Linked DNA regions of Mus musculus: region 2 is linked to region 1. Evidence: chromatin loops called from intact Hi-C (ENCODE). Cell type or tissue: gastrocnemius. All regions are shown on one strand. Links, peaks and the distances in the headings refer to the core of each region. The heading gives the core; the rest is flanking DNA. Region 1 overlaps Fbxo5 (F-box protein 5). Region 2 holds the start of Rmnd1 (required for meiotic nuclear division 1 homolog).

Region 1 (10,647 bases), core at 2,648-10,647:
GTCCAAGGTTCTTTCCCACTTTCTTTTCTATTAGATTCAGTGTATCTGGTTTTATGTGGATGTCCTTGATCCACTTGAACTTGAGACATTGACCTATTCTAAGTTTACAGTGCATTTGCAATTTTACAAGGGAGTTATATCATGCTAGGTGTATTTTAATGTCCTGGCTATTGTTTCATTTGGACATGAGACATGATTTATGTCAAGGTAGCAAATCACTGGATTGTGATGGCTATTCCTGCTTGTGAACTTGACTACATCTGGAATGAAGTACAATCCAGAAATGGAGGGCACACTTGTAATTCAGATCTTGAGGTGGGAAGACAGGCATCTGACCCAGATCTTGACATGGAGATCTTGAGGCACAGTGGCTGTGAAAAGTTTAGGCCCAGGCAAGGTAGTATACGCCTTTAATCCCCAGAGACTGAGGCAAGCAGCTGTCTGAGTCCAAGGCCAGCCTGGGACAAAGCAAATTCCAGATCCAAGCTCAGTGGTTCACACCTTTGATCTGGGCCTCACCTTCTGCTGAAGGCCACATAAGGACTTTGGGAGAGAAGGACTACTCACTTCCTTGATTGTTTGCATTTACTTGCCAGCACATCTGTTGGAACCTACTTCTACAGAAGACCAATCCTGGGATTGAGTGACAACTAGATGTTTGGACTTCCCATTCACAGCTGCCCATTGTTGTGTTAGCTGGACTTCAGACTGTAAGCCATTACAATAAATTCCATTAATATAGAGAGACATTCCATTGATTCTGTGACTCTAGAGAACCCTGAGAAATGCACCAAGTACCATGGAAAGATGCTCATCAGCCGTCCATCATCAGGATATAAATGAAAGCTGTAAGAAAGTACCAGTACTGCCCTGGCAGCACAGTGGCAAAAACCGCAGGCTGTACTGAGTGTTGACATACATTTCTTGAGAAAAGGGCACCAATTTGGGAAATATTTTCATGCATCCTTAAAAGGTAGGTTACTTTGCAATTTGTGATAAAACACTACAACCAGAAACAATTTGGGGGAAAAAAGGGTTTGTCTCAGGTTGTGGTTTACAGTTGTGGCCCATCAAGAAGGGGAGGCAGGGCAGGAGCTCAGGGCAGGAGGTGGATGCAGCATCCGAAGTAGACCATGAAACAGCAAGTACTCCTTTGCTCTGTGGCTTGTTCAGCTTCCTTTTGACTACACCCAGGGCCCTGCACACTGGTACCACTACCAGTGGGCTGGGTTCCCCCCCCCCCACACACACACACACACAAATCAAGAAAATGCTCCCCAGGTTCATCTATTGACTAATCTTATGGAGGCATTTTCTCAATGGAGGGTTTCCCTCTTCCTAGGTGGTCCTAACTTGTTTCAAGTTAACAACAAAAACAAAAACCAAACCAAAAGGAAACAAAACAAAAACAAACAAAACTGAACTGATCTGAACTTACCAGCACAACAACGTAGAGATATTGATATTCTCTTCAGAAACTAATGTACTGAATTAGAAGCTCCCGACAAGCCACTGAGCCAAAATTCTGGTAACAAAGGGGAGAGACTATCTCATAAAAAGAAGTCGGGGCTGGAGAGATGGCTCAGCAGTTAAGAGAACTGACTGCTTTTTGAGAGGTCCTGAGTTCAAATCCCAGAAACCACATAAGGCTCACAACCATCTGTAATGGGATCTGATGCCCTCTTCTGGTGTGTCAGAAGATAGCAACAGTGTACTCACATAACATAAAATAAAAACAAACAAACAAACAAACAAAAAGTGCATCTTAAAAACAAGAAAGAGGTGACAAGGCAGCTAAGCTTAGAGAAACAGAAAAGGCAGTTAAGGGTTGGAAGCCCACATACCATTCCAAGGTATGGAGACCCAAATGCCCAGGACTGTGTGTGCACCTGGGTAAAGGCGGGTGCTGGCACTGCCCCGGAAGTCTCACTTGCAATTCACAGCTACTTGACTTCTTTTCTGGTAGTACTGCAGCTACTTAGTAAGGCACCCCACCCCCTTCACCAAACTAGAGGAGATCTCCATTACAATAAATATGCCAACCAAAAGATGCAGCCCAACAGGAGGCAGCCTTGCAGCCTAACTCCTTTGAAAGCTCAGGAAAGTTATGGAAAATGTCGAAGTATGGAACAAATAACTTCAGTCAGGCTTTAAAATTCATCAATGATCTTAAAAGGGATCAAAACAAAACCAGTGGAATGAAGAAGGCAAATCAAGATGGGGGGACGGGAACGGGGAAGATTCTGATTTAAGAAATAAACAAACTACAGCAACAAAACCCAGAAATCTTAGGCTCAACAGATCAGATAAAGGGCTTGTTTTGTCAAATTGACCCAAGTTAAAATTGTCCGAGAAGACAGGAGTAACCCGAGTCAAGAAAATTCCGGGGCTGTAGAGATAGCTTAGAGGTTAAGAGCAACGACTGCTCTTCCAAAGGTCCTGAGTTCAATTCCCAGCAACTGCATGGTAGCTCCCAACCATCTGTAATGGGATCTGGTGTGTCTAAAGACAGCTACAGTGCACTCATATACATAAAATAAATAAATCTTGTCGGGCGTGGTGGCACTTGGGGGAGGGGAGGAGGGGGAGAGGGGGGGAGGGGGGAAGAGGCAGGTGGATTTCTGAGTTCGAGGCCAACCTGGTCTACAAAGTGAGTTTCAATAGGACAGCCAGGGCTATACAGAGAAACCCTGTCTCGAAAAACCAAAAAAAAAAAAAAAAGAAAGAAAAAAAAGAAAGAAAAGAAAAAAAAAATAAATAAAATTCCTGTATAAGATGAGCTGTAGGCGAGCTTGTAGGGCACTTTCTTAGTGATTGATGGAGACAGGCCCAGCTTGATGGGGGGGGGGGGGGGGGGTAACCATCCTTGTGCTGGTAGCCATGTTCTGTAAGAAAGCAGGCTGAGAACCCTGTGGTGAAGTGCCCCATTCCTTTAATCTCTGCATCCTGGGAGACAAAGGTGAATCTCTTGAGTTTAAGGCAAGCCTGTTGGTCTAATGTGTTCCAGAATGGTCAAGGCCACAGAGAAACTGTGGCCAACCCGGAATTCGTGAGGCTAGGCAGGCGAAAGAATAGCAGGATCACCTACTTAGGAATGATTACATTTAGATAATAAGGGCTAGGGGGAAGCAATCTCGACTTCCAAAGCTTGGGATACAACTAAGAAACCAAATCTGATACCAGTGATGTTGAAGAAACTTAGGTACAGATGAAACCTATTTGATGCTGGTCACGCCTTTAATCCCAGCACTTGGGAGGCAAAGGCAGGCAGATTTCTGAGTTCCAGGACAGCCAGGGTTATACAGAGCAACCCTGTCTCTCAAAAAACCAACCAACCAACCAACCAACCAACCAACCAACTCTATTTGATGCAACTACGGAAATTCCTCAAAGCCCAGCAGTGGCGCACAACTTTATTTCCAGCAGAGGCAGGCAGATCTTTAGGTTCCAGGGCCATACAAAGAAACCCTCTTGACAAACTAATTCCTTAAATCAAATGGATCACCAACTCCAGGATGCATTCGGAAATCAAAATTGTCAAAACACAAAATCAAAATCCCTGTTCGTGCCCTTATATATATAATGCTAATAGTACAGAATACTGACAGCACCAGATTTATTTCCACATCTCACTAAGGAATCAACTTGTTCATCAGGAATCCCTAAAGCCAGGTAAGCAATGACAGATGGTATGATGGCTTGTATATGCTCAGCCAAGGGAGTGGCACTATTAGGTGTGGCTAGGTATTGGAGTAGGTGTGTCACTGTAGACTTTAAGACCCTCATCCTAGCTGCCCAAAAATCAGTCTTCCACTAGCAGCCTTCGGATAGCGATGTAGAACTCTCAGCTCCTCCAGCCCAATGCCTGCCTGGATACTGCCATGGTCCTGCCTCGATAATAGACTGAACCTATAAGCCAACTCCAATTAAATATCCTTATAAGAGTTGCCTTGGTCATGGTGTCTGTTCATAGTAGTTAAACCCTAAGATTCCAAATTCTGAAATGAGCCAAGTGATGCTGTCTTTCCCCATCGGGATTTCTGTAAACTGGAGGCCAGCCTGGTCTACAGAGCAAGTTCCATGACAGGCAAGGCTACAGAGAGACCAAAAACAATCCTGAAATGAAGCACTCACTGACCTCACTATATACAATGAAGTTATTCTTTTAAAACTGAGACCACTAAACCAGCACTGTAGGTTATCTAGTGTCTTAAAAAAAAAAAAAAAAAGTATGATAAAATCAAACAAAGGCACTTCTTGGTGAACAGAGGCAGCACTCTATGGCTCTTAGGCTCCCTGTGTAGACAGAAAGTGCCCTCATGCTGCTGCTAGTGGATGATTAACACAGGGGCCTTTGTTTTAAGGAATTGCAGCATCAACCAAGATGTTTACCTGTATGACTATAAGTTGGTGGGAGAAGGCAGGGAGGCTAAGACAAGCCCTCTGGGACATGATCCACCCAATTCCCTTCACAGCGTAACACACTTTATTTCCAGGTCTAACACATTCATAAAAACTGCACATATAGCTGGGTGTGGTGGCACATGCCTTTAATCCCAGCACTTGGGAGGCAGAGGCAGGCAGATTTCTGAGTTCAAGGCCAGGCTGGTCTACAAAGTGAGTTCCAGGACAGCCAAAGCTATACAGAGAAACCTGGTCTCAAAAAACCAAAAAAAAAAAAAAAAACAAAAAAAAAAAAAACAAAAAAAAAAAAAAACAAAAAAAAAAAAACAAAAAAAAAAAACAAAAAAAACCTGCACACATCATTACACCTCTAAATTTATTTTAACTAAACAAAATTATGTGTATTATTTTATTTGGCATTTGAAAACAGGTATTCACAGATATAAAAAAAACTCACATTGACAAACATTTAAATGGACAGACTCAAGTTGATAGAAGTATGATACAAACTTGGTAAAGCGAATCTCGAATACTGAAGCAAATGTTCTCAAGACTCCATAAAAAGACCACAACCCTCCCTTGCCAAAAGTCCACTCAATTTTATCTTAGTATCTAAGATAGATATCCAGTTTGTTTTTCATAAGTCAATCTTGGCATTTTTATGGACAATTAATTTCTCTATTCACAAAAGGCATCATAATTATTTTTACTTTCTTAAATTAAAGTTGAAGTTTTTTTTTTCTTTTTAAAGTAGCCAAGATCTACAGTTGATCTATCACAATCTTTGTAAGTTCTTTTTACTCTTTTTAGTTCCAGGCAAAGGACCCACTTTACAGCTGGCTTTTAGGATCTTGCCATTCAAACAGTCTTTGTTGTTATGGTAAGCACACAGACACTTTGTACAATATTCAAATTGACAGCTTTCCCGTTTGCAGACTGCTCGCTCTAAATAGTGGTCATATTTTGCAGGGAAATTACAGCGAACACAGGCTTTGAGGCTTTCGTTGTTCTTCAATGTCTTTGCCACCTGGAAGAAAAAGAAATCCATGTGTATTTTAGTATCTTGAATTTGTTATTAAACCAGGAAGGAGAACCATGCCTCCAATACAGACATTAAATACCCATTACCTAATGGGTTCAGAGTAATAGGTGCCCTTAAACTCCTGAAAGGTATGCCTTGTATTCAGCTGTTCTCCTTTTGACAGTGGCAACTATAAGATGTAGTATGGGACAGTCTTGGGATATTTCGAGGTCACTACTGAGAGTAGATGAAAAGGACGGAAGATGTGACCTCTACTGCCTTAATGCTTTTTACTACAAACCCAAACAACATCATCATGTGATGTAATTTAGTACCAGACACCAGATAGCATGTAGTGGCAAACTGTCCTGTGAAACCCTCTTTCTTACTTTAACTATAAGTAAGTGTTCCTCATTTCTAAGACTTTCCCGATAGTTACCTCCACGAACTCATTGTGCCGGCTGTAGGTAGAAACTCTCTGACCACGCTGACTGGAGGACTTGATTTGAACATCTTTTTTGGGAGGTGCCCAGGTCGATGACTTTTGAACACAAGTTAGTGCAGCTCTGCCCACAACATATCCTCTCGTTGTAGCATGTAGTGACAACTTACTGCTTTCCTGATTCAAAGTTTAAAGAGATTTTCAATTCTTTTTCATATTCCTTGATAAAGGGATCCCACAGGACTGTAATCGCAGCCCCTCCATTGGACAGAGTTATGCACAGAAACACTCCAAAAAGGAACTCACTCAAAGTGTGAATCAGAGACAGCTATTAGGAATTTAAGGTGCCCTTTAAACCAGCCAAGACCAACACTAAATAAAGTCCTGTCCACAGAACAAGTAGACAGGACTTTATTCTTCCCATACCAATAGAGGGCAGCAGTCAGCTAACAAACATTTATTTTAGGATTTTTGAGAACAGGTTCAAGATGTAGCTCCATGCTGTCTTTAAACTTCTCAAGCCTCCAGTATTCCAAGATTACAGACACTTGAGACCATCCTGCCTTAGGAGCATACTTCAATCATGTAATGATCAACTGTCAGAAACACCACAATTAGCAAGTACTTTAGAAAATTAAACTCTTCCTCTATACCAGGAAGTTAACTGGTTGCTTAAGACCACTTTGTGGTTGGTGTGTCTCATACAAAGTAGAATTTTTTAAACTTAGGCTTATTAACAAGTTCTATAGAGGATCCACACACTGCGAGCGCCTCACACCCTTCCTCCCCAGGAAGCTGCCATTTCTTATGAATTGAATGAATTTACAAGCACTTGTTTCTCCCCCTAAAAGAGCAATGGCAGCTTAAGAGAAAGAGCACTTTGGAAGACTTACAATGACTCGCTGCATGGTTTTGCTGTAGAGCTGGAACGCCCCCTTATTGTTTTCCAGTATCTTCTTCCAAATTCTGCTCACTTTAGACAGACTGAAAACAAAGGAGACAAAGGTCTAAGTCCAACAGAGAACTGAAGCAGATGACTACAAGCTACACTAACCCAACACGCACTGAAACTGGGTGGATTAAGATCTGGGAATGACAGAGCCCAGTTATGAGTGCTTAGCCAGACTACCAAAGAGCCAGCCAAAACTTTTTAAGTTTTTAAAAAAACTCCCACCAAGCTTGTTGTATATCCATTTTTGTCTTGAGTATCTATTAGGATAAGCAATTTCACACCAGTACAATGTATACACCTCCACCTTAGTGTGACAGGATATTAGGCTAACTTGTAACCAATTTTGAAAAATCTATTACATCAACTGAAATAGCACACCTCACAATGCTGAATACAGAAACCACCCACTAATAGAAACCACCTTATCTACCCATTTCATTGCAGCTAGCCAGATAATTCAGTATAGAATACATTCTTCTAATGGCAGACTATGAAATTCAAAGTGACAAGACTGGATGCAGATTTCCATAGATTTTCTTCCATTTCAAATGTCAACCAAACATTAAAAGGAAGTCAGCACTAAGACCACTTTACATTGGTCTGCTCAACCAGGTCCTATGTTATCTATACATGCAGTGCGCAACACCCTCAAACTCACTTTACTAAGTCCATGCCGCTGAGCTTAGTCAAAATGTTAGCCAACAGGTGCACGAATCCCCTGCGGGAGAGCTCAGCCAGGATGTCTAGGTGCTCCAGGCCCATTTTCTTGCCAATTATATTTTGCAGTCTAAAGTTCCCGCTGGCAATAACTTCCTTCAGCATTTCTCGATCCACTTTAGGGTTTCGCTTGCCATTCTTTTTTAGTGTTGAGCAAACCACTCTTTCAAAATGCAGGACAGGCAGCAAGGTTTTGTTGGGATGCTGGTCCGGGCTCTGTGATGGCAGCAGACGGGCCTGGGGACTGTTTCTGAAATTCTCCAGGATAAGGATGCCATCGTCACGGTCACTTTGTGTGAAAGATGAGTAGCCACTGTCCTCATACAGTCTACTGGCCTCTAGCTCTTCTGTTTCGTTTGAACTATCTAGTGTGTTTTGTACGCGTTGATTTTCCTTGTTATCATGTCCCACAATTGGTGAGTCGATGAAAGACAACCTCTCATGGTTTCTAACACAGTCATTACAGGAAGGTTCCAAACACACGGGACTGTAGGAAGCTTCTATCCCACTGTCCTCAGGCTTCACCACTTCAAGCTCGGAAAGATCAGGGTTGCAATTAAAACACTTCATTGTAACAGAAAGAACAGGGCTTTCTTCTTTACAACCTACAAAAAGTACACAAGAAATAGAATAAAAATCACTTTTGTGGTAACTTGTTCCCCAACGTCTTGCTGAGAACTGAACTCTGGGTCTTTATAGACATTATCATAACCCTTATATACCCAGCACCAGAAATGGATATCTTCCATTACCATGGTGTGCATGTGCCAATAAACAGAATATTAACTCAATACTATTAACTAAAACCCATACATGACACAGTTCCAGGACGCCACACCCCATCTAGCTATCATTTCCATAGGCTTCCTTAGAACTAATGAGCCAAGCCTCCTCTCCTCCACTAACTCTTCTCTGTGGGCACAGCAGGCGTCATGCTGCACAGGTGAAGCTGATGGGGCAGCACCCCCCCACCCCCGCCGTCCCTCCCTTCCCTGAGTTCCCTTAGTCAGTTCCTCTGAACTGAGACTGAGACCACACGGCCTCATTTCTTTGAGACAGAGGACTTGCAGGAGCAAGAAAGCCATAGGACAGGCAGCTCCGGCATCAGCACAGGGAGATGCTCTCCGTCTGCCTGTGCAATGTTTACCTTTGGCCCGCACTGCTCTAATTCTCATCTCACAGCTGTCCCAGCTGGCCTGGGGCTGCACTGCACATGCTGACATCATTTTGATTTTTAAGTATTTTTTCTTTTAAACTTCTCCAGACTACAGGACTCTGTTTTCTAAATTAGAGAGAAGTATCAGAAGATAAGAGTCTGGACCTTAACACACACACAGCTAAATCCATCTGAGAGCAAGAGATTTCAATTTCTAAGTGCTCCAAAACAGTAAGAAATATTTTATATTATGTTCATGTTAGGTAGACACAAAGGCAGATTAAGGAATTCCATACTCCCCCAATCAAACAAATGTGGGGTACATATCTAGTCTTGCTATTTTCATCTGATATCCACTTAATGGCAAAAACTTGGCCTCAGTTTTCCCACCCACAAAATGGGGAAGAAAACAAAACTGGATTAAATGGATGATCTAATTAAAAGCATCTGTTTATCTAGTTAAATCACAAAAAGGCAAACTTGCTGGCATTTCTTACACTGAAAATCAAGATAAATTCCACAAAAGCACAAATGAGGAGGCAAAACTTCAAATGAAAGAATCTCTGCGGAGCTTTCTGACCAGCTTATTCTATTAGGTTTTGGGGAGGGGGCTGTCCTTAAATGAACTTACAGATAAAACGAAAAATATTTCAATGTTTTAGAACTCACATTAGCACCCCTCAGCCAATCACGGGATGGGGGAAAGGTGGAGAGCTAAAGTGCACCAAGTCTGGCCTTTCATTTAACTTATAAACACAGGCTTTACACTCCAGATTAAAGACTGTAATGAAAGCTGGCCTTAAAGTCTTAGCTCTTCCATATGTTAACTAGGTTTCAGTCTCAGTCCCCAGCCATGTGGCCAAGGTCAAACACCATCCCTTCTTTGTGCAAGGGTGAGGAAAGGTGATTGAAAGTATAAGCCAAGAGAAAACCTTTAAGTCTACTTTGAAAAATATTTAAATGTTCTAATTATTTTTTAAGGTTTCTTCAAGGCTGTAAACCCAGTGGGGGAGGGGAGTTGGGGGCAGCAAGCATTTCCTGAGGAGGAAAGCTGAGCAAAAGAATCCCTTCGTAAACCATTAAATTTCTTATTTTCTAACGGAGACTCGGGTACTCTTTTACAGACACATTCTGCTAAGCTAGTACTTTCTTCTCTTCAAGACTTAATTCCTTTTCTGATGAAGAAAGATTATTGAGGATATATATATATATATAGAGAGAGAGAGAGAGAGAATGAATTACCTCTTCCTTCAGTTGGAAATTTTCTACGATAGAACCGATGCATCTTTCATTGAGATGCCAAGAAAGATAAAAAATTAATAAGAAAATAAACAATTGATTCTCTCTGCTCACCTAAACGTTGGAAAAAGTGACCATTAATTCTTCAAAACACCCGAAAATTAAACAATCCCTCCTCGATTCTTTCATCAGCTAAACACTACAGGCAAACTCACCGTTTTGGAGGAAAAAGGGCGCTTTTTAAAAGGCCCTGCTGACTCCAGGCCTTGAGACTTACTGAGAAGCAGCAAAACAGGGGAGGAAAAAAAAAACTTTTTCCATTTGGTACAGTGGGCAGGCGGGGGCTGGGGGGTCCTTTACATTTGGCGGGAGCTGAGAAGGAGCCCCTAGAAATGCTGAGGGGGTCGGTGGTGGGAGGTGCCCCGAGGGCGCGGTGCACGAGGGAAGGCGGGAGATAAGCGCGGAGCTCAATCTCCCGCGCTCTCCAGCCAGGGCTCTGAGGGCAAAAAGTTACGGAGACTGAGTATGGATGTGAGATAGATGAGTTGTGAAATGGGGGGCGTAGAGGCTAGAGATGGGGCCATCTGGCCAGCTTGGAGTCCCACAGTCCTGTCACAGCTCGAGCATGAGTTGAGGAGGGGAGAGGAGGGGGCATTTGGCGCCCAGGCAGGGGGTGGGGTGGAATGCGGCGCGCAGAAGCCACTACCTTGCACGTC
Region 2 (11,068 bases), core at 2,106-10,105, 1.4 Mb before region 1:
TGTCCCACATGGGCTGGAGATGGCTCAGCAGTTAAGAGCACTTGCTCTTTTCTGTTTGGTGTCTGAGACGCAGTCTCACACTATGCAGCCTTACCTGGCCTGGAATGCAAACTCACTATGTAGAGCAGAATGGCTTCAAATGTATGAAGATCTGCTTGTTCCTGCCTCCTGAGTGCTAGGACTAAAGTCTTGTGCTACCCACATAGGCCCAGCACCTGTTCTTGTAGAAGACACACACATGGTGTATAAACACTTACAAAAACAAAACACTCACAAAAATTGTAAAACAGAAACATCATAACCTAATCCTAACTAGCTAACATCTCTCTCTCTCTTCCTCATTATTTGTAAGAATATCAAATATTTAAAACCATCTGGGTGTCATGGTGCACATCTTTAGTCCCAGAGCTCAGGAGGCTGAGGCAGGTGAGTTCAAGGGTAGCTGCTCTGCACAGTGAGTTCCAAGCCAGTAAGAGACACAGATGGAGACTCTCAAAAACAAACAACCAAAGAAATAAAAACCTCCAACCAAACCAATAAATATGCATATGCACACACATACACACACCAACCCGTACTTACACATTACTTATTCAACCTTTATAATTAAAACATCAACTACCATCATATCTTAGATCCTTTGGAGAAGACAGGCATTTTCTCCTCTTCTTTGAAAAGCCTTGGAAGAGACCAAACCACAGAGCTGAGTACAAGACACGGAGCAAACAGAAAGAGCCCCCTCAGTTCTACTGGAAAGGCTCCCAGAAAGACTGAAACAGCTTTTGTTTTTCAAGGGGGAAGGTGTTTTCAGGTGGGGACTGGACATAGGAGTAGGATATATTAGACATATTATATAAATTAGACAGGCATATTAGATAGGCAAGCACACACAGAGCCTGAGGAAATGGGCTGTTATATGTAATTTCCCTCCTCTACTTACAATATAAAATAGCACTCTTTTAAAAGCAAGCCTACAGTAAGCGGTAATAACAATTCTTTAAAAATTAGGTGCCAAAGACTCAAGCATTACTCAGACTTCATAATTCACAGAAAAGCCGAAGAGAATACACCACACAAAATACTAGCAGTCTCGATAAGGGAGCACCTGGGGTGAGGAGCGTGGCACCTTCAGGGGTAACATTTGCAATGGCTCATGAAAGGGCAGAGGGATCAGCAAAGCAAACAGGCCAGGTACACCATATTACTTATCTAACAACTGGGCTGCAACTTCAGCAGAGGGAGAAGTGAGCGGCAGGAGATAAGGGTAAAAAAGTATACAAAAAGACGCACCAAACGATCCTACATGTTCCACAGGTGGGGAAGTCAGGGCTGTGAAATCAGAGTGTCACATAGTCGGGTGTCTCAGAAACGTGTCTCTGCTAATGCTGTGAAGAAAAAGCGGAGAAAGACTCAGATGTGATGTTCTAGTACCTTCTACATTCTAAATGCTGTTTGACCTCACAATAGTCCAGAGGAGAAGACTAGAGGCTAGTTGCTCACGGTTAGGCTCAGTGGGTAAGCGTGCCTGCTGCTACACTTGATGGCCTAAGTTCAGTGCTCCAAACCCACATGGTAAGAGAGAATTGGTTCCTGTGGTCGCCCTCTGACCGACCTCCATATGCTGTGGTATGTCTGAACTCCACCTTCCCCGACCCCAAACAAAAACAAAGCAAGAAAGCAACCCTGGCTTTCCCTGTTGCTAGGACTATGTTCTTACCATTCTCTCTTAGTCACCCGTAAAGCCCTGTCAGAAGTGCCTAAAGGATATTAATGTAAAATTTACCCAGTTTTTTCTGTCAGTGCAGCATCTACAAAGCTACAATCTCCCGGTCTCCTCCCACATTCCTGATTTTAGCCATTACTCTCCAGACTCTGCCTATCTTCCCCGTCCATTCCTTCTACTACCCAAAGTCAACAACAGTTGTCCCCCTCAGCAGGACCTACAATTTCCAGTCTTTCCTCCCCAGTGTCCACGTCCTTCACACCCAGCTAATGTTCCGCGTCTACTATAACCCTCCCACTCACTGTGAACCCCTGCATCCTTCCGTACTCCACGGGGCATAACCTCAGTCGTAACTGAACAGGGTTCACCTGATTTAATTTGTGCCTACACTCTTGCAGCTCACTGGAGACAGCCAACTAACCTCCTCCTAGCTCCCTCTCCAGCCAGGGCCACACTGGGTCGTCTACACTGCTCAGGACCATATCTTCAGCAAAGTCTACTGCCCAACCCCTCACACTTTCAGGCCGCCTCCTAGTTTCTCACTCTCAATAATGACCTCAATTCCTCCTCCACTAACAAAACAGAAAGTTCTACAAAATGACTCCTCCGCCACCATCAGCCTGCACTCACTGCTCCTGTACCCGGCGATCAATCCACCCTCTTTAAAACTGTTATTATTTAACCGGCATATGTGTTTGTCTGTATGTATCTGTGCGTTACAAGAATGCCTGGTGCTACCGAGGTCAGAAGAGGGCACTGGATGCCCATCAACTCACTGCCCACTCCCTGAAGCAGCTTTTTATTTGGCTTCTAGAATACCACATTGGCCATTTTCCTTCGGTCTTTTTTTGCTGGTTCCTCATCTATTCAAGAATGTGATACATCAGGACTCAGACTCTGGGCCACTTCTCTTCCCAATCAGTCTCCCGGTGACTTTACCCGACCCCGTGTTTCATACGTCATCAGGATGAGTAGCACATATTTATCTCTAAATCCCTCTGAGCACCAACAATGTAACAAGCTCAAAACTGGGCATCTGAAGGCTTCCACAAACCACAGCCTTCCCTATTCAAGTGCCAGTCACATGCTCACATTTGCCTAAGCCCTAAACCCGGAAGTTGCTTCTGCTTTTCTCTTCAGTCCCTATTACTCGTCTGTCAGTAAATCCACTGGCCTTTTCTGACCAGTACCCACCGCAAACACTTTTGCCACCTGTCCCGAGTTTCTGGTTTTTCCCATGATGATTATAATAGCCATTTACCTGTTTATGATGGTTCACCTTTATCTGACTAGCCTCAGAACCACCATGGAGACTCACCGCTATGTCTGTGACAGACTTTCTGGGATAGGTTAACAGGAGGGAAGACCCCCTGAAATATGGATAGGACTATACCATGGGGATGGGTTGCCGGCTTTCACCACTGGACTTTCTAGTGGAGCAATGCATGGCCCCTGCCTGCTCCCGCCTCCATGCCTAATCTGCCATGCAGGACTCTAGATGAGCAGCAAACCCTTCCTCCCTTCAGCTGCTTCTCCTCAGGCAGCTTGTCACATGAAAGGCAACTGGCACACTGGCTCCCTGCCACTGTTTACAGCCTCCTACAGGTCATTCACAATGGACTACAGCAAAAATTCTGAGACCTTAACTAGAATCCTATCCTTTCCCAGAGTCAAATTTGATGATGGCTTTACATTTACAATAAAAGCCAATGCCCCTAAAACGCCCTTCTGAGCCTTCTGCAACACTGCAGCATTCCCTATAGAATGCCTTTGTTCCAGGCCCTCTGGGCCTTTCCACTCACCTGTCCACAAGCTCTCCTCCTAAGGACTTGACTCCCTCAGTGACTTGGTATAATACATATAACCAACACACATCCATCACATCCACTTTGGATTTTCAAGACTGGATTTCTCTGGATAACCTATAATTTCTCTCTTTGACTGGCCTGGAACTTGCTTTGTACACCAGGCTGGCCTCTGCCTCTGGAGTGACAGGATTAATACTTATAACCAACACTCATCCATTCTCTTGCTATTTTTTACTTTGTCCTCATATTTAGCACCACTTACATACCTTGTATTTTTAGCTTTTTAATTCATGCAATGACTACTCCTTACCGTGTGCAGTATGCTAGCTCTGGAAATGAGCAAATAAGGGATAATATATATTAGTTAGCGACAGTGATATCAGAAAGCAATAAAGGAGATTTTTGCCTCTCTTCAAAAGCAGGTTTCTGTGTTTGTCCCCCTATGCTCAGTGACAGTAGTGTCCTTGGGCACAGAGGCGTCAAGTAAATTTTTAAAATGAAACACAAGGGAGCTGCAGTTTTTGAGCATTATCCTTAAGCATAATATGTCCATGTGCCTAAGGATAGCACTAATTGCACTTAGTGTTTTAAGTTGGGAGTGGGACATGGGTAGGCCTAGGCGTTTGACGGCAGGGCTGGGGGTGGTGGTGGACATAACCAAAATATATTGTACATGAGATGCAGAATACCATCAATGAAAAAAGCGGCTGCATCCAGGTTAGATTCAGCGGGTAAGTGGGGCTGACCTTTGGGAGCACTTCTTCCAGTTCCTAAGTTCAAGGTGATTTCATGCACCTTGGCAGCTACTACTATGCCCTGCTTCCAACTCGGCGGGGTCGGGAGTGTTTGGCTTGAGGTGCTTCGGATTCCCGGCTAAATTCCCAGGCCCTGGCCGAAGCCCACACCTCCTCACCAGCTTCTCCGGCTGGGGAAGCGCGAAGCACTGACCTGTGCGCGGAGAGGACGACCGCGACGCCCACGCGCACGCTCCCGCCGCAGGAACCTCTGCGGAAACACACCCCGCCCCGCCCCGCTGCGGCGCAGGCGCACTGCAAGCCCCAGGCCGGCAAGCTGGGACACGTGACCGTCCGAACACGTGACCGCTCCGCGCCCCCCCCCCCCCCTTCCGCTCGGCGGGCTACCGCCTCCGGTCCTCCAGGGCTTCCGCTCGCGTAGCCGGAAGGCCCTTGCGCCCCATGTTCTGACCCTGGCCAGACCACCAAATAAAGTTTCTGAGTTCAAAAGCGCTTAAAAAAAAAAAAAAAAAAAAAAAAAGCTCCAACGCTTCCTTTCTGGAACCGCGGCCGTTGAACCCCGGGCGACGCCAGTTGAGTGGCTTGTGGTGCCGGTGTGATGGCCGAGTCCCCGGCGTTTCTTTCCGCTAAGGACGAGGGGTGCGTCTCGCTTTTTTTTTCTTGCGCTCTTGGGAGAAAAAACCCATGTTGGGTGAGGAAGCTGTGGGCGGTCGGGAGCGCCGGATCCTCAAGCTGAGAGTTCGAGTCCCACCTCGGTGGGAGAGAGCCGGCTCGCTGTGCTGGCCGGCGTCAGGACCTAGCTAGTTCCGCTGTGTACCTTCTTCCTTTCTGTCCCGAATTGAGACGCTGGGGCAGGAGTATTGCTGCGAGTTAAAGCCAGCTTGAGCTCGTAGTGAGTTCGAGCTCACTGTGGGATACATTAGGAAAAAGCTTGTCTCTAACAAGTGAGAAGGAAAGGCGCTGCGGGGGCCAACAATTAGGACTCATACCTACTGCGGTGTGTATTAATGGTATGGGTCAAACTAATAACTCTATATTTAAAAACGTCCTAATTTTGCGTGTGCGCGCACATGCCATTATTCGCGTTAGAGGTCAGAGGACAGCTCTGGAGCCGATTTTGTTCCTTCACCTCTCAGGAGTTCAACGAGAACTCGGTCGCGGGCAGCAGATTTATCATGTGCCTTTACCCACTGAGCCATCTCACTGGCCCCCAAAATAAACATCATTAGAAGTAGTTCTTGCAATTTTCATCTTTAGAGTTTTCCCCCCTATACACACTTCTCATGAAATTTGTTAGGCACAATCGATTCACCAAAACAGCTAATAGCAAAATGGAACAATTAGTGGGACGTTAGTTTACTTTAAATTTAATTAAAATTATTTAAAACTTACAGATCGTTGACTGCTGGAATTTTCCACTTGCAATGTTTTTAAACTGGTTGAGTGCCCCTGGGAAGGCAAACCTGTGGACAAAGGGGGAATTACAATATGCTACAACGCTGAGAGCAAAGTTATAAGTAAGAGCAGAAATAAGCATTGGCTAAGTAGCCAATCTTCTTGTCTGGCTGGATGGTTGGTTTTCTTTTGACACGGAGCTATTGAATTATGTAGTGAAGGATGACCTGGGACTCCCAATACTCCTGCCATTATACTCTGTGTCATTATAGAGGGAGACACCACTAGGCTCCAAATTCATATTTCAAATACTTTATTTTCAAATGATTTAATTAGTTTTTATGTGTTGGGGGAGTGTGGCACTCACCTGTGACATTACCCAGGAATGGACGTCAGAGGACGACTTGTGTAGGGAGTCCCCTTTGTCCTTCTACCATGTGGGTTCCAGGGATCGAACTCAGGAGGTTGTACTTGGTAGCAGGTGCCCTTCCCTGCTGAGGCCTGTCTCCAGCCCCTGGAATAGTTCCTAGGTGCTTAGGTGTGGCCTACCCTGCCCTGTAACTCTAGCTCTAGGGGATCCAGAGCCTCTGGCCCCAGCAGTCACCTGCACATACCCTACCCAGGGAAATGCAAATCAAAACCACTTTGAGATTTTCATTTCATCTTTCTAAGCCAGTGACCTAGGACCAGAGCCTGTTGAATTGCAAGACCTGTCCTTTTTTGAACTTAACCACATTGCTGAAGTCGTTTCTGATTTAGAAAAAGAAATTGAGTAGATGGAAAAGAAAATGATTCAGTCAAGTTCTGGGGCAGAACCCAGTACTACAGTTTGTGCAGTGGTCATGACAGTAGAGTTCCACATTGTCTCGGGTCTTCTGCCTTCTTCCCTCCCATCCTTCATCCAGCCCTCCCTCCCTCCCTCCCTCCCTCCCTCCCTCTCTTCCTCCCTCCCTCTCTCCTCCCTTCCCCCTTCCTCCCTTCCTCCCTTCCTCCCTTCCTCCCTTCCTCCCTTCCTCCCTTCCTCCCTTCCTCCCTTCCTCCCTTCCTCCCTTCCTTCCAGATGAATCTTATCTATCCCAGGATGGCCTTAAACTCCTGCTCCTCTTCCTGCTGTCCTCCTGAGCAGGGGTTCCAGCTGTGTGCCGCTGTGTTTTCTCCTCTTCTGGAGCTTCATTCGTACAAGACAAGTGAGCAGTTTAGGAGTTCAGTCTCATATCTATAAAGCAAATAAAACTGGTGTATTAAAATAGTCATATGAAAAGGAATTTGGACCCAAATGAGGTGTTCCAGAAACTAAAATTGGGCATGCCTTCTAGTGTCAAAGCTACTGAGTAATGCATGATATTGGACTCTCTCCTAGGTCCTTTGCATATCTTACGATTAAGGACAGAACACCGCAGATCTTAACCAAGGTTATTGATACATTGCATCGACATAAAAGTGAATTTTTTGAAAAACATGGAGAGGTAAGAACTATATTTCAGCTTTAATTTTGTGCTAGTTCTTCACAAGAATAACAGTATTTATAGAAGGTTTCCGCTCTCATGTAAAGACTGTTTCTGGCATAAATACTTACCTGCTTTTCTGTGTGTTGAGGTAGCCTCTGGTTGACCTGTGCACTAATAGCTTAGTCTCCCTAGACCTTAGTGGTCATAAATGATGGCCTTGACTTCTCTGAAGAGCTTTTGAGGTGTCACAGCGACCTGTCTGTCTTACAGCATCTGTGTTACTAATTGGAGCCCTTGAGTCCCCTAAGTGCAAACCTCGGGGTGAAGGGCAGTGGGGATTACAGTTGCTTGACAACACAATGTGATTAAACACAGGAAAGACTTTCTGGTTGGGGTAGAGGACGACTTTAAAATTCACCGTGCCTGTTTAATCAACAGGTGAGAAAACAACAACAAGTAAGTAATTACGTTAATGTGGATAAAGCCTTTAAAGCTATGGGACCAGTTATCTCTGGATTGTGCGGCATGCAGTTGTACCTTCTTCCCTTCCTTCTTCCCTCCCTGCCTGCCTTGCTTCCTTCCTGTCCTTTTAATTTAAGACAAGGTTTTGAGTACCTAAAGATCTTGAACACGTGGATTACAGTTGTGAGCCACCATATGCAGATTGTACACTGCTGGAGGATGATCACAAGAGTCTGCCCCTCCCCTCCTCTTCCCCCTTCCTCCTCCCCTCTCCACTCCCCTTTCCCTTCTCCTCCCCTCCCCTTTCCTTTTCACCCAGGGGTTCTGGATGGTAGACATGCACTTTACCCACTGAGCTGCATGCCAGGTCCTATATATTTCTTGAACACGTTGCAGCAAACATTTAGACTGCTGATTAGTGGTTTGTTTGTATTTTTTGGTTTTTTGGAGACATTTTGGTTTCTAGCATTTTGGTTTCCCTGTGTAGCTATGGCTGTCCTGGAACTCACTCTCTAGACCATACTGGCCTCTAACTCACAGAGATCCACCTGCCTCTGCCTCCTGAGTACTGGAACTAAAGGTGTGTGCCCCTACCACTAAGCTGTAGTGATATTTTATTGGCCTGATTGAAAAGGAACAAGGGTGCACACAGGTATTTTGAGTATAGAGTTCTTTCATTTATTTATTTATTTAGTGTGTGTGTGTGTGTGTTTGTGTGTTTATGTGTTTATGTATGTGGTGTTTGATCTCTGTGTATGTCTGTGTCCCACACACAGCATGCAGTGGCCGTGGAGGTCAGAAGAGGACATCAGACTGTAGTTACAGATGGGGTTCATGTGAATGAGGGGAAACAAGCCCAGGTCTTTAGCAATTTCTTTTTAAATAAATTCTGGTATAATACAGGACCATCTTTTGCTTTTGTCTCACTCCTTGAGACTATTCAATTTGGGCTGGCCTTGAACTCAGAGCCATTGCCTGTGCTTCCTGGCTAGGGTCAGTGGCTCATGCCTCCCACCCCCCACTCCCTGTTATTTTTCATTGCTGATGTCTGGCTCATCTTGGACACTGACATGTGGGCTGATGGATGTCCCAGTGTTTTATACATACCTGCAGCTTCATCTGGATGGATGTGTATATTTTCTTAAGTATAAATGAGCCAAATCTAGGTGCTTTGCTTAATAATTGCCTCCTTTACTGAAACAGAAATATGTAAAATTAACTTTTATTCTTCTGTTGTAATTTTTCTCTGGGAGGCTTACTGTCTTCAGCTGCTAACCTATGCCTAGTCCTGGAAGCTTCTAGCCTCCAGTCTAATCTAGGCCTAGAATGTTTTCAGCTTCTGGGACTTGCTGTTAAATAAGCTCACCCTTTCTAGTTCTTTCTGAACTCTGGCTGGCTGATTCATCTCAGCTGTTCTTGCTCAAACTCCCTCTCTGCCTCTGAATTGGCGTCAGACTGACTCGGGCAGTCTTTTCTAATCTTTCTGTGTCTAGCTTGTTCTCTCTTCGATCTGTCTGTAAAATTCTTCCAATAACACTGCCTCCTTCTGTGCTGCTCCACCCTCCTTCTCAACTCTACTGCACTGCTCTCCGTGAACTCGACTGCATTCCTGCACTGTACTCTCTCCTGTCCTGTCTGTCTCTCCCGTAAGTAGCTTCCCTTTGTTCTTTTTTTCTCATGAGAACTAGGCAGATTCTATTCTGTCAAGTCTTTCTCTAATTTGTCACCTGGCCACTCAATTACACTTCACTTTCAGACGTGGACTCTTCCTTCCACAAACTAACTTTACTGTGCCCTTCCCCCAGCCTTGAGCAGGCTAAATAGACCTTAATTGTCTTCTGCCATCTGAGTGGAGTCTTCCTCCTTGCCTCACCTGCAATTTCCCACAGGAGCAGACTGCCCACTGAGCTTGCTTTGCAACATAATCCACCTGAAACAAAGGATGGGTCTGTGGGCTCTCCCTAACGTAGTGCTAAATATTAAACTTTGAGCCTTAATCAGAAAACTTTGTCTTGGCTTCATGCTCCCCCTGCCCCCTCCCCACTATCCTTTTTCATTTCCAGCCTCCCTTTCAGGTACCCAGTTCATCCATAGCTGCTGGAAACTCTCCCGGTGAAACTGTCTCCTCTCCCTCTCTGCTGCTCTAGCCTCCCACTCAGCTCTACTGCTGTAACCTCTTAGGGCTCCCATGCTTTCTATCCTCTCTCCTTTGTTTGGCTCTATGAGCAATACCACATCCTCAAGGGAACCATGTCTGTCTTGTGGTTCTCAAATGTCCATCCTGCCCCTTAGACTACCTGATTGGGTAAATGGCACAGGCCTCATTTGTTTTTGTCTCTGACTCTGAACACAGTACCTGGCACAGATAGGACTCAGAAAATGTTTGAACTAAAGTGAAACAAGATAAAAAACAGGTATTAATGCCACATTAATTCTTGGCTTTTATAAGAAGATGATGCTATACACATCTCCACTGGGGCCAGGGGTGCTAGTGTGTGTCTTTAATCCCCACACCTGAGAGTCGGAGGAAAGTGGAGCTCTGTGAGTTCAAGGCTAGTCTGGGTCATGTTGTGAATTCCAGGTTAGCAAGCACTACACAGTGAGACCCTGTCTCGAAGGAAACAAACAAAATCTCAATTATAACTTATCCTTAAACAATCTATTCAAATGAAAGATCTTAGGGCAGAGGGTTGCAGAGGGTAAGTTCCTCCTTAGTATGGAGGCCATGCTGAAGAGATAGATGCTGACCAATTAAGAGCACTTGCTCCATAAGCAGGAGAACTGGAATTTGGATGCCAGCAGCCACAGAGCAAGCCTGCTTTCCTGCAAACCCTGGAACTCCAACTCTGAAGGACCTGTGCTCTCCTTTGGCCTCTGCGTGTGCATATATGTATTTGTATATGTATTTCTGTGAATGCACACATACATACAGAGGCACATACATAAACAAGTAAAATTTCAAAAAGGGAAAGACATGTATTGTGTGAGGATGTGGCTCAGTGGCGGGGCGAGTGCTTAGTGTGCCAGCCTTGGGTTCAGTCTCCAGCCACAGGCACATACACACACACACACACACACACACACACACACGGACTTTCAGGCTTAGTTTCTAAAACTTGGTAGTTTTTGCATCTTCTAACATTGTGACCCTGCAAATCTCTTAAAACCTCAGCCTCTAGCAGCAAAGTGGATCCCTACTTGATACAAAAAAGATTTAGGTGTGGGTGTAGCTCAGTGGTTTTGTGCCTGCCGAGCGTGTGTGGAGTGCTGGCTTCCACTCTGAGCAGAGAGGAAGAGTGAGGATAGACTGGCCAAGTGATGGGATCGAAACACAATGGGGACTTTCCTAATAGCGGTCTTATAAAAACCCTCCTTCATGTAGCCCAGGCTGGCCTCAGACTCTGTTCAGCCTGTGCTGGTGTTGGCCCTTTGATCCTTGTGTCTCAGCTTCACAAGTACTGGGATTATAGTAGTGCC

The links. Hi-C counts contacts between places; a loop is a spot of excess contacts. Peaks named below come from ENCODE experiments on the same cell type or tissue, not always from the same donor. Only the 100,000 strongest peaks of a DNase experiment are listed, where the experiment ranks them.
Region 2: a loop joins it to region 1, with 6 times the contacts of the local background. A loop is called at or near these places in 3 of 42 quality-filtered maps.

What each region holds. Positions count from the first base shown.
Region 1 is chr10:5,794,392-5,805,038 of GRCm38, forward strand. It overlaps Fbxo5 (F-box protein 5), which reads right to left. Exons shown (of 5, transcript NM_025995.2): 2 at 7,478-8,141; 3 at 6,761-6,851; 4 at 5,865-6,044; 5 at 4,767-5,431. The coding sequence ends at 5,180. Among named protein-coding and RNA genes, the nearest start is that of Fbxo5, 5.8 kb to the right of the region's middle. In gastrocnemius, for the core only: a CTCF peak has its summit at 6,296 (motif pointing right); DNase peaks (open chromatin) are centred at 8,582 and 10,357; H3K4me3 peaks cover 600 bases.
Region 2 is chr10:4,427,787-4,438,854 of GRCm38, forward strand. It overlaps Rmnd1 (required for meiotic nuclear division 1 homolog), which reads right to left and starts at 4,602. Exons shown (of 13, transcript NM_025343.6): 1 at 4,480-4,602; 2 at 1,291-1,385. Armt1 (acidic residue methyltransferase 1) reads left to right here and starts at 4,819. Exons shown (of 5, transcript NM_024261.2): 1 at 4,819-4,925; 2 at 7,042-7,147. The coding sequence starts at 4,885. In gastrocnemius, for the core only: CTCF peaks have their summits at 3,329 and 5,753; DNase peaks (open chromatin) are centred at 3,277 and 4,587; H3K4me3 peaks cover 3,156 bases; H3K27ac peaks cover 3,657 bases.